Regions from separate parts of the Homo sapiens genome. Here region 1 is linked to region 2. The links are chromatin loops, found by intact Hi-C in ENCODE. Cell type or tissue: Calu3. All regions are shown on one strand. Region 1 overlaps WDR7 (WD repeat domain 7). Region 2 overlaps WDR7 (WD repeat domain 7).

The links. Hi-C counts contacts between places; a loop is a spot of excess contacts. Peaks named below come from ENCODE experiments on the same cell type or tissue, not always from the same donor. Only the 100,000 strongest peaks of a DNase experiment are listed, where the experiment ranks them.
Region 1: it touches region 2 in a loop (4-fold over the local background); 1 of 110 quality-filtered maps calls a loop at or near these places.

Annotation. Positions count from the first base shown.
Region 1 is chr18:56,898,842-56,906,841 of GRCh38, reverse strand. The region is part of intron 21 of WDR7 (WD repeat domain 7); the gene reads right to left. Among named protein-coding and RNA genes, the nearest start is that of WDR7-OT1, 140 kb to the left of the region's middle. In Calu3, no CTCF peak of the experiment used is centred here; a DNase peak (open chromatin) is centred at 3,341.
Region 2 is chr18:56,981,403-56,989,402 of GRCh38, reverse strand. The region is part of intron 26 of WDR7 (WD repeat domain 7); the gene reads right to left. Among named protein-coding and RNA genes, the nearest start is that of WDR7-OT1, 55 kb to the left of the region's middle. RefSeq lists an enhancer at 1,882-2,731. In Calu3, no CTCF peak of the experiment used is centred here; a DNase peak (open chromatin) is centred at 4,492.

The DNA.
Region 1 (8,000 bases), 83 kb after region 2:
GACTGGGCATGGTGGCTCATGCCTGTAATCCCAGCACTTTGGGAGGCCAAGGTGGGTGGATCACCTGAGGTCAGGAGTTCAAGACCAGCCTGGCCAACATGGTGAAATCCTGTCTCTACTAGAAATACAAATTAGCTGGCTGTGGTGGCACATGTCTGTAATCCCAGCTACTCAGGAGGCTGAGGCAGAAGAATCACTTGAAGCTGGCAGGTGGAGGTTGCTGTGAGCCAAGATCATGCCATTGCATTCCAGCCTGGGCAACAAGAGTGAAATTCCATCTCAAAAAAAAAAAAAAAAGAAGGAAAGAAAGAAAGAAAAAGAAAAAAGAAGCATATAAGCCTTGCTGTACCCATCATCCAGCTTCAACAACTTTGAACCAGTGGCTAATCTTGTTTCATCCACACTCTCATTTGCTTCCCCCTCTTTAATGCCCTCTCTTGTCTCTTTCATGCCTTTTTTCTTTCCTTCACTTATTTACATCTGTCTCTTCCAATCATAATTCAAATGTCTCCTAAATCGCTTAATCTACAGTTTGCCCCTACCCCTTTTCTTGAAGAAATCAGTTCTTTTATCCCATAGAGTCTCCTCAAATCTGGATCCTGCTGAGTATATTCCTATGACAATATTTAAAGTGTTTTCTAGCCTTTGTAGTTCCTATAAACTGGTTGAACAGATTCAGTTTGAATTTTTAACGATTTCTTAGATCTGCTATGTACTTCCATCAGAAGCGTACAATGCCTGGCTCTCTCTTACGGTGATATTAGGAGTGATTGCCCAGGTCCATTAATACATTAGGGGTGGCAAAATGATTATATTCCATCATTCCTTCTTCATTTATTGGCTACAATATTGTTATAAAGAAGAATTTCCTTTCATCAACCATTTGATTATGCTGAGGTACATGTGTATAAAATGTACTAATTTTCAAAATAAGTTAATTCCCTAGCATCATTCAAAAATGACACTGAGGTTTATGTGATTTTTTTTCCCCGAGTACCACTTTGAACTCTTCAATGAATCAAAGTAAATTTGATAGGTTCCTATTTCAATCCACTACAGTTAGTATTGTCTTTTTATTTTGCTTATAATATTTGAAAGAAATATAAATAGATAAATCGCTCCTGGATTCTCAGTCACTGTAAGTGGAGGTGTTTTCACATTAAATTACATTTCTTTTAGCACCTGTATAATTTCATATGATATATATATATATATATAGTTTCATAATAAATATAAATAAAATTTCATGTAGTTACTGCTACTAAATATAAAAGATTTTCCTTGAATTGTAAGTTCTCAGGGTACATTTGTAACTCTTAATCCTCTAGAATAAAAGTAGTCAGAAGCTAAGCAGAAATCCTTATCAATATCTTCTGAAAATTGTCTATAATCACACCAGGCACAGTGGCTCATGCCTGTAATCCCAGCACTTTGGGAGGCTGAGGTGGGCAGATCACTTGAGGCCAGGAGCTCAAGACCAGCCTGGCCAACATGGAGAAACCCCGTCTCTACTAAAAATACAGAAACTAGCTGGGTGTGGTGGTGCAAAACTGTAGTCCCAGCTACTCGGGAGGCTGAGGCATGAGAATCTCTTGAACCCAGGAGGTGGAGGTTGGGGTGAGCCAAGATGGTGCCACTGCACTCTAAACTGGATGACAGAGCAAGACTATCTCAAAACAGAATAAAACAAAATAAACAAACAGAAATTGTCTATAATCATAAAGGGAAATAATACAGTCTACAAGTTCCTTATTGTTTCAGGTAAGATACTCCTTAAATTTTAGGTTTAATTGTCTTCACCAAAGTCCTACCTTTTTCATACTCTCTAAGCCACACTTACCTTTCAATCTGTGAGACTATCTATCTACTTTCTTCTTATGTTTGTAACGGCTTCGGGTCAATTTTTTGCCTGGAGAACATTTGCCCTAATAAGTAGCTGCGTCATTCCTTCCATGGTTCTCTCACTGTTTTATATAACAATTTGTTAATGTTCTCTAGTTCATCTGGAGATGACCACACCACAAAGATTCTGGCATTTTCAGGGAAGAAGCTCAAAAAAAAGGGTTAATTGAAGGTGAGTTTCCTAAGCAAGATAATGTATTCAAACATGAGCTTACACATAGTCACTTAATAATCCTAAATAAGAGCAAAAGACTCTGCACATGGATTCTTTCTTTCTGTCAGGAAGAAAGTGCATTCTTTATCTTGGTTTCCACATGTGGAAAGCAGGAATGGCTGCCACTCTCCACTCTGCACAGGGGCAATAATTGTAAAAACCTAATAATGTCACATAAAAAATCATGAGTATCTTGAAATCAAAAGGCTACAAAAAACATATTGTTGCCCCAAAAGTTAGGCTATTATTGTTAGCAAGTTTAGAGGTAATTAAGCTTAAATGCAGAACACTTCTAATTAAAAACTATACTAATAGCTGAGGTTTTGAAAAATACACTGCATTAAAAATTATTATGAGGCCAGGCACAGTAGCTCACACCTGTAATCCCAGCACTTTGGGAGGATGAGACAGGCGGATCACCTGAGGTCAGGAGTTAGAGACCAGCCTGGCTAACATGGTGAAACCTCGTCTCTATTAAAAATACAAAAATTAGCTGGGCATAGTGGCAGGTGCCTGTAATCCCAGCTACTCGGGAGGCTGAGGCAGGAGAATCACTCGAACCCAGGAGGCAGAGGTTGCAGTGAGCTGAGATCGCGCCACTGCACTCCATCCTGGGCAACTGAGAAAGACTCCATCTCAAAAAAAAAAAAATTATTTTGAGCATTCTCATATTTAAGATAAAAGAGTTCTGCAAATTTATCAATCCATCAACTTTAAACAATGCATTAACTAAACACTGCATTAACCGCACTTTAAAGGTTAAGCTGTGAGTCAGGAAATAAAAAATTCTCTGAATAGCACATTGTAATTTAGCTAGATTTTGAACCATGGAAGGTGGAATCAAACGAGGTCACAACCAAATTTTTAAAATAACTTCATTTCTGGATAACAGAACAAAATGATTGCTTATCACCAGTGAGATGGCAAGGAATCTACTTGTGGTCCATAGTAATTTTCTTGAATCTGACAGAACACCAAATCCAACTTCCATTGAAAATGGAAAAATGGCTGGGTGTGGTGGCTCACATCTGTAATCCCAGCACTTTGGGAGGCCGAGGAGTGCGCATCACTTGAGGTCAGGAGTTCAAGACCAGCCTGGCCAACATGGTGAAACCCTGTCTCTACTAAAAATACAAAAATTAGCCAGGCATGGTGGCACATGCCTGTAATCCCAGCTACTCGGGAGGCTGAGGCAGAAGAATCACTTGAACCCAGGTGGCGGAGGCTGCAGTGAGTCGAGATCACGTCACTGCATTCCAGCCTGGGTGACAGGGCAAGACTCCTTCTCAAAGTAAATAAATAAATAAATAAATAATAAAAATAAAATGAAAAACAAATATACCAATTGGCTACTGTTTTATTAATGGATACTTACTATCCACAGCTCAACTCTCAAAACAACAAGTGAATTTTACCACCAGAATGAAGATTATTAAAAATAATACCGAACTAATTACAACTTCATTCATGGAATTAAAAGACCTCAGTGAAACACCATCTTTAGAAAATATCAGAAAATAAAGGCAGACCAATAAAAGATGCAAAACCTCAACGGTTGATGAGGTACTCTCTAGTATGTTTTTAGGCAAGGTTGCTATTAAGTATAAAACAAAAGCAAGTAACTACCACCCAAGGCATTAATACACAATGCTGCCAACGGGCAATCACCTTGATATTTAAGTCAGAAAGGCCAATATTTATTTCAGAAAGGTTCTGAAATAAGAACCTACTGGGTGGTGTGTCAGGAGGGCAACCACGTAAGCAAGTTTGAAAGAACCTGCAAAAATTCACACATTCCTAGACATAAAACGCATTTTTGAGAGAATGAAAAAATCTGTTAACCAAAACACTTTCTATCGATACAGTGATGAGAGTCACACCTTCCTTATGCTGCTGCAGTAAAAGACTGAGTCATAAGTCACTCATTACCTTTTACTTCCCTTAACATCATACTTGTCTGTCTTTTGTCCAGTTGTTAATTTGAGCTCTGGTTTATATAATTTGCTTTAAAAAGCTGGTGCACTTCCAAATCCTAGCACAGTTGAAAATTTACTATTAGGATGAGCCATGTGAAATAGCCAATATTTGACCATCTTTGACCCTCAAAAATGGCAATTTCATATGACACAAGTTAATATTTGATACAATAGTCCTTAATACCACTACACCTGCAACACAGGCATTCAGACAGAAAAATCACAGAGTTTCCATCTGTGTTTACCTGGATGTCTGTCTGTACATGATTTAAGGGAGGTACTAAATAAGACAATAACATTTCAATCTTTGTCTAGCATTTAAAAAATATAGCTTTTAAATAAGCACATTATATAATTATATATACATGTCCCTATATAAATGTCCACAAAGGCAAACTCTACTTTGTAGTTACCAAAATTAACTTGATTGACAAAAGATAGGCTCAGCACTATGATTTCTGGGCAATGAAAACAGCTTGAATGACACACTGCATATAACTATGTAATATTGCTATACTTTAGAAGTAGCCACATCAATATTTTAGGACTTGTGTTATTGCCCAGAACTCTTCTCTTCCCAGAAGCAGAGTGGCCTGTTCAACTCAAGCCAACTGCTATATGCAGTTCCGGAGGTCACAGAACTGACACTGGTGACATTCTGAGCAGACTGCTTTGTGATGTGATGGTCAGTCAGACAAAGTAGAATTTTAAATGAGCTTGAGCTTAACAAGCCTGAAACTCTTCTGTAGCACTTAAAAGTCTGAAGAATTCTCCACTTGCCAATAGTAGTATTCGCCCTTCAAACCATGAACACAAAGACACTAGTAAATCCTCTGCTTGCCATTTTTATTCTTTCTTTACTCCCAGAATGCTGTCCCAGTGAACTGACAACCGCAGCTAAAATGGATGGCACTCCAACATTTTACAACATACAATGCAACTAGGTTGCCTTTTCTATTTTGGAGAAAATACATTGTAATGACCACTGGGACTGAGGATAAGAGATTATAGGGACCATTTCTTCAGTCTGATAAAGCACCTAGTAGCAGGCTCAGAAATCCATAGCAATTAAAAGGCAAATAAAAGTTAAATATAGAATTTGTACATCTATTGTACATTATAATCAAAGATGTGATCTTGTTAACAGATCATTAATTATTCCTTATCACTAACATCCTTGTGAAGTACTAGGTAAGCGATGGGACATTACTAGGCCATTGAAATGCAAATTTGGGGACAACAGTTGCCAACCATCATTTATTTATCTGTAAATGCAAAATGGAGTTAGTTGTGCTTACTCTACAGAGGTAGAATTCATTTTTTGAGGCATGGCCTGGTTTTCAAACCTACCCCATGACTATACTGCCTAGAGATCTACCCAGCTATGATAAGAGTACTTCCCAGAAAGCAACAAAATAGAGAACAATTTCTGGATTGTCCTTTCAAAACTTAAGACAATGACATTATAATAACTATTTATAGAGAATATAATTAGCATTATTATTTTTAAAAATTTTCAAAGACACGGTCTTGCTATGCCCACACTGGTGTTAAACTCCTGGCCTCAAGCAATCCTTCGGCCTTAGCCTCCCCAAGTGCTGGGATTACAGGCATGAGCCATCATGCCTAGCCCATGATTAGCATTATAAAGAACCAAGCAGATAATAAAATTTTAGTGATGTGAAAGTTTTGATTTATGAGACTGTATTTAGAATTATAACAGTAAATTATTCCTTCTAGAACAGTTAGCAATGTATAGTATCTCAGCTCTAAATTCATTGTTTACCTACTGCTTTGCAATACTGGAGCTGGACTCTGGAAACATGTCCTTTGCCAGCTGGCAGAATGTTAAGCTTCATTGATAGAGGTCAATGGAGAGATCCGGCAAGGGGAAAAACACTTCCCTCCCCAAGCTGCTGTGGATGGCCTAACCCTTGGAAAATGGCAGGCTGTGTCTATAGACCAGCTTGGACCAGCCCATCAGCTCTAGCCCCCATCCCTGAAGAAACTTCCAGATTAGCAACAAGCTGCCTCCACTCACAGGCAGCGGTAGGCCACTTTGGCAAATTTCATTATCTACAAGCCCGATGTTCCCCTAGGAATCACTGACTCTTTAAAGAAGTCTAATCTTAGCCTTGGAGGAGGGCCTCTCCCAGTCCTGAGTCACTTTACTATCCACTCTTCCGCACCCTAGACGAGGTAGTAGCTGATATTTTGCACATAGTATCTCTGGACCCCTGAGTCTCTTTTTACCTCTTTTAGTAGTTAATCATTTTCTGCTAGTGAGAAGCTCTTTGTATTAAACTTCCACTGTTTAGGTAACTGATGTGGTTTCTATTTCCTGACTGATTTACCTCCCTTCCTCTCCATCTCCCTTCAAGAATGAATGGGAACCAACTTTACACTACCTAAAGTAACCGCTTTTACTTCTCTGGCTTGGAGACTACTACATAGCTTTAATAGTATTCTAGAAAATTCTACCTTCTCTTTTCTTTACAAAATCATGAAGTAGTACAATTCAGTTACTATAAAAGTTCTCCAAAGTGTCCAGCCCGTCTACTCTATAGATGACAAGATAAAATTTCTGATAACAGTGAAAATTTACTAAAATGCCTAAATCAAAATGCCATTAACAATTTTATATATATATATATATATATATATATACACACACACACACACACATATATATATGTGTCCAGTGAGCTTAATTCAGAGATCACTTATTAATCATGATGTACTCTTATTTGCTTAAAGGAGAAAATCTACAGGTTTGGAGCATAAATCAGACAGTCATCACCTAGGCACACATAAATAATGCAAAACTTTAAAGCACATATTGAATTCTTAGGGATTATTTCTAAAGTTACTTGTTTATCAATGTGTCAGCACTTTGTCAATGGAAATATAAAACTCCTTTATTCTTAAAGCTTATATGATGATCAGAAATCGTTAACACAAAAAGCATTTATTTCTTACACATTAGATATAGTCAAGATTAGTTTCAGGCTTGTACAGTCTAGAATGATTTTTTTTTAAAACAATAAAATACAAAACTAAAGGTAACAAATGAAAAGTATGTTGTACTGGGATCTAATTCCCATGGGTAGCTTTCCTTAGTGTGGGCTCAAGGAAAATACCAATTAATTGCAATGGGCATGTGCAGAAGAAAAACACTCTGAAAAGGTAAAACAAAAGATGCCTTAAAATTTTCAGGAATTTAGGCAATACCTTAGAAACACATTATTGTGTCTTTAATATAAGAATTTTTAAAACTTTGAGGACAGCATGGAAGATTTTTCTTTTTTTCTCCTATGACTAGCAACAAACAAAATTCAGAATATGACTTACTCTAATATTTTGTTTCAACTTTATTTCATGTAATATAGTGGGGAAAAATATACCTATTTAAAATAATGAATTAGAGGTAAGAAGCATCATGGCTTAATGGACATGGATAAAGTTGAATGTGAAAAATATACTCTCTATTCCAAGACCTACCTAATAACACAATGATATATGCTAAAAATCTCTAATTATTATGCTTCTATTTTTAAATCTATAAATAAAACTGTACCAAACTTTCTACCCATGGGTTGTATAGCACCCTCGAAAACTGGAAAGGGAGAAATATTGGGGAAGGAATAGAAACATTAAATTGCTATTCTTAATTCTTAACATAATCAGCTACTTTGAAATATAGTATTACTTATACTACTATAAAATATAAATCTATCTTTATTCTGCTACCTAGGAAGAACCGCTTTTTAAGAACTATTTTGAAATAATTTTTGGCTTCCAGAAAACTTGCATAAATACAGAGATTTCACAGAATTCTTCACTCAGATTCTTCTAAGGTCAACTTACATAACCATTGTATGATTATCAAAATTAGTATTGGTAGAATC
Region 2 (8,000 bases):
ACTAATTACTTGGAAAAAATATCATTTTTTAAAGCCATAAGATAATTCATTTATTGGAAATTTTGTGAGGAGCTTGAGAAAAATTAACTTTCAAGGATTTTCTTTAGAATATGACATCTAAGTAAAACAAAGAACTCAACTCCTCAGTCTTATTAGCCACATATGGCTAATGGCTATCACACTGGAGAGTACAGACACAGAATATTTTTATCATCACAGAAAGTCCTAATGAATAATGTTGCTTTAGAAGACACAGTTAAATTCATGCTGAAAACATTATAAAATTAGCCATGGTATTCTCACCATTTTTTTTTTTTTTCAAAAAACCATACACACATATACTCCTGAGAGTTATATCTAAAAGGTGGCATCTTTTTCTCCTTTAAGAGTCAAACCAAAATTACTGTAGATAATTCAATTTTTTTCTGTTAAATACCAAATCAGAGCCAATATAAAAAAACATAAATTATTCTTCCCTGAAATATAATCAATTTACAAGAAACCGGAACAAAAACAAGGCTACAAAACTAACATTTTTCTCCATCCCCCTCTCCCTTGGTCTATTATTAACTGTGATAATTGCAAATAAGTTAAAAAGAATTTCCTAAACCAAACATCCAATTAATATTCCCTATAGAACTTCCAACTATTTAATAACTTTTTTTGAATTAAAGCACAACCATGCTTCTTCTGAATTTATAAGAATGCCCAATTTTTTTTATTGGAGTAGGGTCTATTAACTGCTGCAAAATTGCGACGACTCTATACACACACACACACACACACACACACACACACACACACACACACACTTGCCTTCCATGAGGTCTTTCTTCTGAGGAAACTTACCTTTAAAAAATAAATTTATATTTTTTTCAAAGATGTACTTGCATGTTCAACTGATACCACTTAAACAATAAAATAAAAGCTTATGGGTTTAAACTTTGGCTTATAAATCTGAGACCTGAACTAACAATTTTATAGAAGCACCAATTTGGATTGGCTGAGAAGGTGGGCAAGGAAATGTCAATTTTGCCTCAACTGGAGTGCTGCACACAGGCAGCAATGATATCAATGAGCAGCAATGTGGTATGTTTATCATGAGATAATCACACCCCTAGAGGTTTAGAAGCACTCAGCTGAACCTTATGCCTCACAACACACTTGGGGTGTCATTATCTCATGATAACCATACTCCCTGTCAAGCCTTATTGCTTAATTAGGGGTTACGAAGGTGATAAGACTAAAAGAAATCGGATGAACAGTACCTAAGATGAATGATACCTTAATCAACTTAAATCTGGTGGCTGAAGGAGGCGTGATGAACAGACACAATGAGTTACATGTTATTTTTAGAGAAATTTGTTAATAATAAATGAGGAGAAACCCAGTCTGCATTCCCAGATTATTTGAATTACATTTTCCAGGAGACATGATATTTATGATTAATAATTTAAATTGTGTTTTCACACAGTATGTAAAATGTTCAAGAAATTAATGATAACATGAAATTTAACTTTGACCTAAGATATCCAGCTTATGCATGACAGTGATTCATCATAATCCAAGCATAGGATTTAAGTATTAAGTCTGCAAGGGAACTGATCAATAACACCTACACCATGTACGATTTTAACAAAGTAACCTGAAACCAGAGACAAAAAATAACGTGATATACTCTTTACTATTTTTTTCTCTATTACACCTTAAAATAATCAAGCACAAAAGAAAAAAAATCATAGCACCAAAATGCTTTAAAAGGTTATGCCCAAATACGTAACTTTAGTTCTTTTGTTCTATTTTTATAAACAACTGCCATATTTGTGGACAAAATATAGCTTCAGATATGGTGCACTTGAAGCTGCTTTCCAATTCACTGTGAAACATCAATTATCTTTATCAAATAACAGTATCCTCATCTCAGTCCATTATCAAGATGGAGTCTTATTTTAGCTGGACTGCAGCCCTATCTGTATATCAGGGCTGGCCGCGGTGGCAGAGCGTGAGTGAAAGGCTGTGAGATAATCAATAATCATCATCAAATTGTGGTCGAAAGGTTGTGAGGATGGAAGTTTTTGATGAAACCTCACCTTTTTTTTTTTTTTTTTTTTTTTTTTGGTACAGATGATAAGGCTTAACCTTTGCAATACCTGATGATTATGTCTCAGTTAGAGGAATCCTTGTGTACACTTTCAAGTGGTTCTGAATGTCCAAAGACACACTGAAATACTTAGGCTTAAGTGGAACACAAACCTCATGCTATCAAAAACCATCAGGTGGAAGCGCTCAAAACAATTGTGAACATGGTTATTGTAAACTTGATCCGCAACTCAGACACAGGGAATTCAAACCCTGACTTACTATGGCTGTTAAATCCCTGTGAGTAAAGGTCAGCTCTGGAAGAACAATGTTTGCATAACAATAGGTAAAACACACCCTGTGGTTTTCCCAAAGGTTACTGAACTGTTGCCTAAGCCTATGGACCTTGATTTTAAAAAAGGCCTCTGCTTGAGACTTACAGGGTTTAATGGCATCTACTCTCATCCTGTGTCCTAAAATGTCATGAATTTGGCATGAAAAATGATGAGGAGATTCAATTTTTTAATTCAATAGAACAACACTAATTTGGAGGGATGAGAAGTGGAATGCCTTTTATTTTTATTTTTTTTTTATTTTCCCCCGTCATTGGGTTCTGTTTACATCAAGTGGACATAAACTGAAAGTAAATCAGCTGAGAAGCAGCTAGATTAAAATTAGGGACAACTTTGTTGTCTGGGGTTCTGTACAGATCTGTCATCCAGAGGCAGCCCACTAAGGCTATACTATATACCACCCCACCCTCTGAAGCCACACTTCTGAAAGCTTTAATTTAAAAATCCTTATTTTATAGTGGTTTGACATTTTTAAAAGCATACATTTAGAAAACTATGTATCCTTCAAACATAAAACCTATCAAAGTATGATAAAACATGAAAACTAAATCCATAAACCAGAACAAAGGAATTATCATTTCAAAATGTCAAAGTGTTGGTAGTTTGATAATACCACAGTTTAAAAGCAAGATCCTTTTCTTAAATTGCAAAATTCACTGATATAAATGGTCAAAATTTTAAACATCTTAAAGTGGTGAGCTACTAATCATTGAACATATCGCTATCAGTATTACAGTAGATGTTTTGGAAACAGACCCTAGTTCAGGGAAATCATGAAGTTGAATATGTATACACACACACACACACACACACACACACACACACACACACACACACACACAAAGAAGCTGAAATTAGCTCTATTATAATTTCCAAAGTCTGAATTTATTTAAAGTAGGTTTGTTAAAGAAAATTTTGTTCTAATGAAAACACTCTAAACAACTTCAGTAAAAAGCAACCAATTATATTAACCTAATTTGTGACCTATCTTTCCTATAAAAATGTCCAACACAAATTTAGAGTAATTGCCCCTTTTTGAGCTATATTGCCTTTCCTATAGTAACAGCAGTTAATATACATGAAAATATTTAAACTCTCTTTAAGAAACATGTACATTTTATTCACTCTACCAACAGAAAAAGCCTGTTTCTTAGGATCTCTGAGCTCCTTTTGACATGCTATAATTTCCATCAATACTTAGTGTACAATACCTGTTAATGCTAATTGTGGATTAGGAAATATATCAGAAATAATTAAAAATTAATAAAATATATAAAACCTCCAATATAAAACAATATAAAACAAAAATACATGCTCAAGGAGACCCATTTTCCACTGATTAAAGCTTCAATTAAAAAAATATTTCAAGGTAACTAAGAGGAAAGATTTTACTTGATTTTGTGTACTTGATATAGAGAAGTTAAAATGTATCTTGGAAGACATTTTGAGAATGGCAAATTAGAAACATACTAATCAAATACAATCAGAAACTTCAACTTCCCCCACCTCCTCCCCATTCACTATAACAAATATATACCACAGTAACAAATCATAGCATAATCCTTGTGATATATTTTAAAATTTGGTTTTGAAAATACATGTTATAGCAACATGTCAAGCCTAATGTTAATGCAAAATATTCTTTTCCTTAGCCTATTATTTTAAAAGTATAATATTTATATTAATCATGCTAAATTTCATGTTGACAATATATGCAAAGCTAGCACTGGCTTTTTTAAGACAATAAAAATTTAGCAGTGTGTGGAATCTTGCTATAGAAGTAGCTATTAAAAGTACACAGGACAGAATCCTAAAATTGCTGCAACACTTTACCCCACATACAATAAATGTTCTCCAGAAACACTGTGGTGTTCTAAGGCTGAATCAGTTGGCTCCCAGAGCTGAGTAGCAATAAGATAGTATGTTTTATTATGAGTGTCATGGAGATGGTGTGAAAAATCAAGAGCCACAGGCAGTCGGCAGCAATGGGTCAATAATGCTCCCAGAGACATTGTGTAGATAATCAACAACAAGGCCCGAGGTTCTCTCGGCACTGCACACAGCTGAAGGGCAAATCAATACAGCCAGGGAAGGGCACTGCCCTGCTCCACTTCCCACAGTACGCTATGGCTGCTGTAGGAAAACCGCCCCCAAAATGAAAATAAAGGAAACTGGTTGTGCAACTAACAATCACAAATTCATCCTTCAAAGAGGCTTCCAAAAAATCCAAACACAATTCAATATAAAGTCTGCCCAAAAATGAACCCAGGGGAAGGTTTCATTTAAAAAGTGCTGCATAAATAGGGATTAAGACATAATGACTTAAATATAAAAAAGGGCAAACATGGTCTTATGAAGTATTCTAGTTTATAATATTAAAATCAAAGTTTAACCAAGTTTTTTTGTGAGTAAAACATTCCAGTTTGGGAGATTTTACTTTGTTAACTTTGGTGTCTAGTATTGCTAGTGCTCAAACAGATCATGCTCATGTTTATCATTAGAAGGGTAAATAAGAACTAAAACTATGCTACATTTTAGAAAGTGTGAATTATATTTGAATAACTTTGTTTCCAAAAAAGGAACATAACATTTAAATGTATTCTATTGGTTCTGAGGACATTTTGCCAACAGTTTTTGTAACTGACACTTTGCTAAATATATGATGCTAATATTTCATACATTTCAGTAAAAATTTATGGGTAGGAATATGTTGATTTATTATTTCTCAAGAGAAAGGTGATTCATCACATCCATCATTCTGTTAATCATTGGGTGTTATTTCTAAGTTACTATGTAAAGCCATCTTTCATGAAACATGAAGAAAAGGTGCTGGAAGAAAATAGGACAGTGAAAATTTTTAAGGTTTATTTCTTATTTTTCACAATTAAAATTTCTTCTTTTTTTCAAACGGATAAAATAGTATCTTTAAGCATTAGGACGTGTCCTAGCTCAAGACTGTGATAACTGTAAACATTCCTCAAATATGTCATAGGAAGAAGTGTAATATGTTTCTATTGTTACAATATTTAAAAGAAATGAAAAAAGAAAAAACTGCAATTGTGTAAAATGGCATGTAAGTGAATTTAGGAAACAAATCACTGATCCCTTATAGCATTTTAATTGTATTTTAAAGGAATATTATCTGTTTATTCTAGTGATAAGAGACTATCTTGTTTCCCTTTTTCACTGACAATTATTTACAGCTATTGAGGATAACAGTTCTATATTGTTTAGTAAGATGCTACCATAAGAATGCTCCAAAATTATACTTATTCTGGGGACACATTTTTTGACTAGTAAGAATATGAATCAAAAAATAATTTCTTTGTTGATGGTTATGTTTTACTGTTAGGAAACTGACAGGGAGTTTATTTCTCTCTCTCTCTCTCTCTCTCTCTCTGTGTGTGTGTGTGTTTATTGAAATATGATGTCTATAAAGTAAACCTAGACTTTAACTAGGAGAGAAACTGAGTATAAATTGTCCACTCTGGACTCTACATTTATGACTGGTAGGCTGGTGCAATATAGTTAGAAGCAGGTTTCCATTTTTGAAAAGTTATATTATCTAGTCACCATGACAACAAAACTGAGTACTATAGCAAGCCACAGAAAAATTACTGCCTTGAAAATAGGAAAGGTGGCTTCTTAAAGTAGTTTGAAGCTTTGTAAATATTTACTTCATGAAAACGCCACTTTTACTAACAATCTAAAGGTATTTAGTAAAAAATAGGAACCTTTTCATTATCAAATAAGACGGTTCAGACTCAGATGCTGCTAACAATGACAAGTCCGAAATGAAAAGCAAGAGTATACACAGTCTTTAAAAAGCAATTCTCCTCTGGGACCCCTTGTTGTCCCTTCACACCTACCTATTATTAGATAATTTGTGTTGACCTATTTAATTTTAGACCTTCCACCTCTTTGTCAAATCTGGTTGAGATCAGCTTGCCTAAATCCTGCTGTTGTCCTGCAGCTGAGGAGTGTGTGACATGACAGCTGGTTGATTTGCCTATTTTTCTCTTATTGGCTGAGGAAACTGCCAAGGCAGTGAAATACTCCAAGACAGACATAGATTTTAGATGCTTCCTCATTTTGAAAACTAGGAACATTTCTACATGTTTAGAGAGCATCTGCTGAACCTCAGACACTACACATTATCATGGTGCTTTATTTTCACCTAACATGAGCAGAAGTTAAGAATAATTTAGAATGTACTCCTATGGACATAATGCTAGCAGATTAAAAACCCCTCAATTCTAATTGTGTTTAGAGGCTTTGGTATTTGGTGGGATTTTTTTAAGTCCCATAACCACATGATCAATCCAGGTGATTTAAAATCAATGCCAAACCCAGACAAAGGCTGTAGTAAACAGCTCTCTATCTGCTTCATGGAAAAAGGTGAAAAATTAGAAAAGAAGCTCTTCTTTCAGTGAGATGCCTAAACCATGTGAAAATAGCTCAAGCTCATGAGCCTTCTTGTATTTCCTTGACGAAAATTTTCCTTGATGAAAATTCCAAAACTGAATCTACACCCCTCACCAAAAATGAAGAAAAAGCCTCTAACAATTGTGGGAGTCAATTCTGATACCTTTGCTAATATGAAAAGGAAGCCTTTGTTGTGAAACGAATAATGCTCCCTCCTTGGCAAAACAGATATGCTCATTAATCCTGTAAGCATAATTTCTTTTAAGAATATTCAGAAGCTGGGTGCCTTTGAAATCCACCAAATTTTAAAGTAATGTGTGTCCTTGAAACCCCTGGACAAGTGGCCCTATTTAAAGTCAGATACGGGCTTTTGGCACAAACCTAGGATTTCAGGTTTGTCTCAATGGTCCCTTCATTACTTTCATCAGCACAGACCTTAATGCCCCTTGGATTTTGGGGGTTAACATTAAATTGATATTAAAACGGTTCAGAATAATAGTGTTAACACTGATCAGTATACAATGTGCGGAGTATTTTTTTCATGGCATATCCAAAATCATATCTTTCACATCTCTTGTTAAACCCTTCCCTATCACTGAGGGTTTTACCTTGGTAAACCATGGGTCAGTTGTTCTCCTGTAGTAGTGAAATATCCTACAGCACATGTAACAACAGACATCTTAAAAAGCAAAACTCTCTTCTATCTCTTCTCTTACTTTTCAAGCTAAGCAGGTCTCAACTGGCCTGCCTTCCTACTTAGTCCACTGCTGCCAGGCCTTTACCTCACTACTGCACAGAGCTTGCTTTTGTAAAGTCACCAGTGACCTTCTGTTGCCAAATCTGATGGACTTCTCATAATTTTTATCTTACTTGACCTTTTGGCAGCATTTCTTCCATGAGACACTCCTCTTTGAGTATCTATGGCACCACCACATTCTGACTTTTCTCATGCCTTCAAACCATCCACTCTCCCATTGTTGCCAGATGCATCTCTCCATCTTATCTCTAAACACTGAAGTTTTTCAGGGCTTTGTCCCAGCCCTATTTTCTTCTCACTCTACATTTATCTGTTGCCATAGCTCTAAATACATCAACAAGCCAATGATATCTAAATTTTTATGTCGAGCACAGACATGTCTGTGC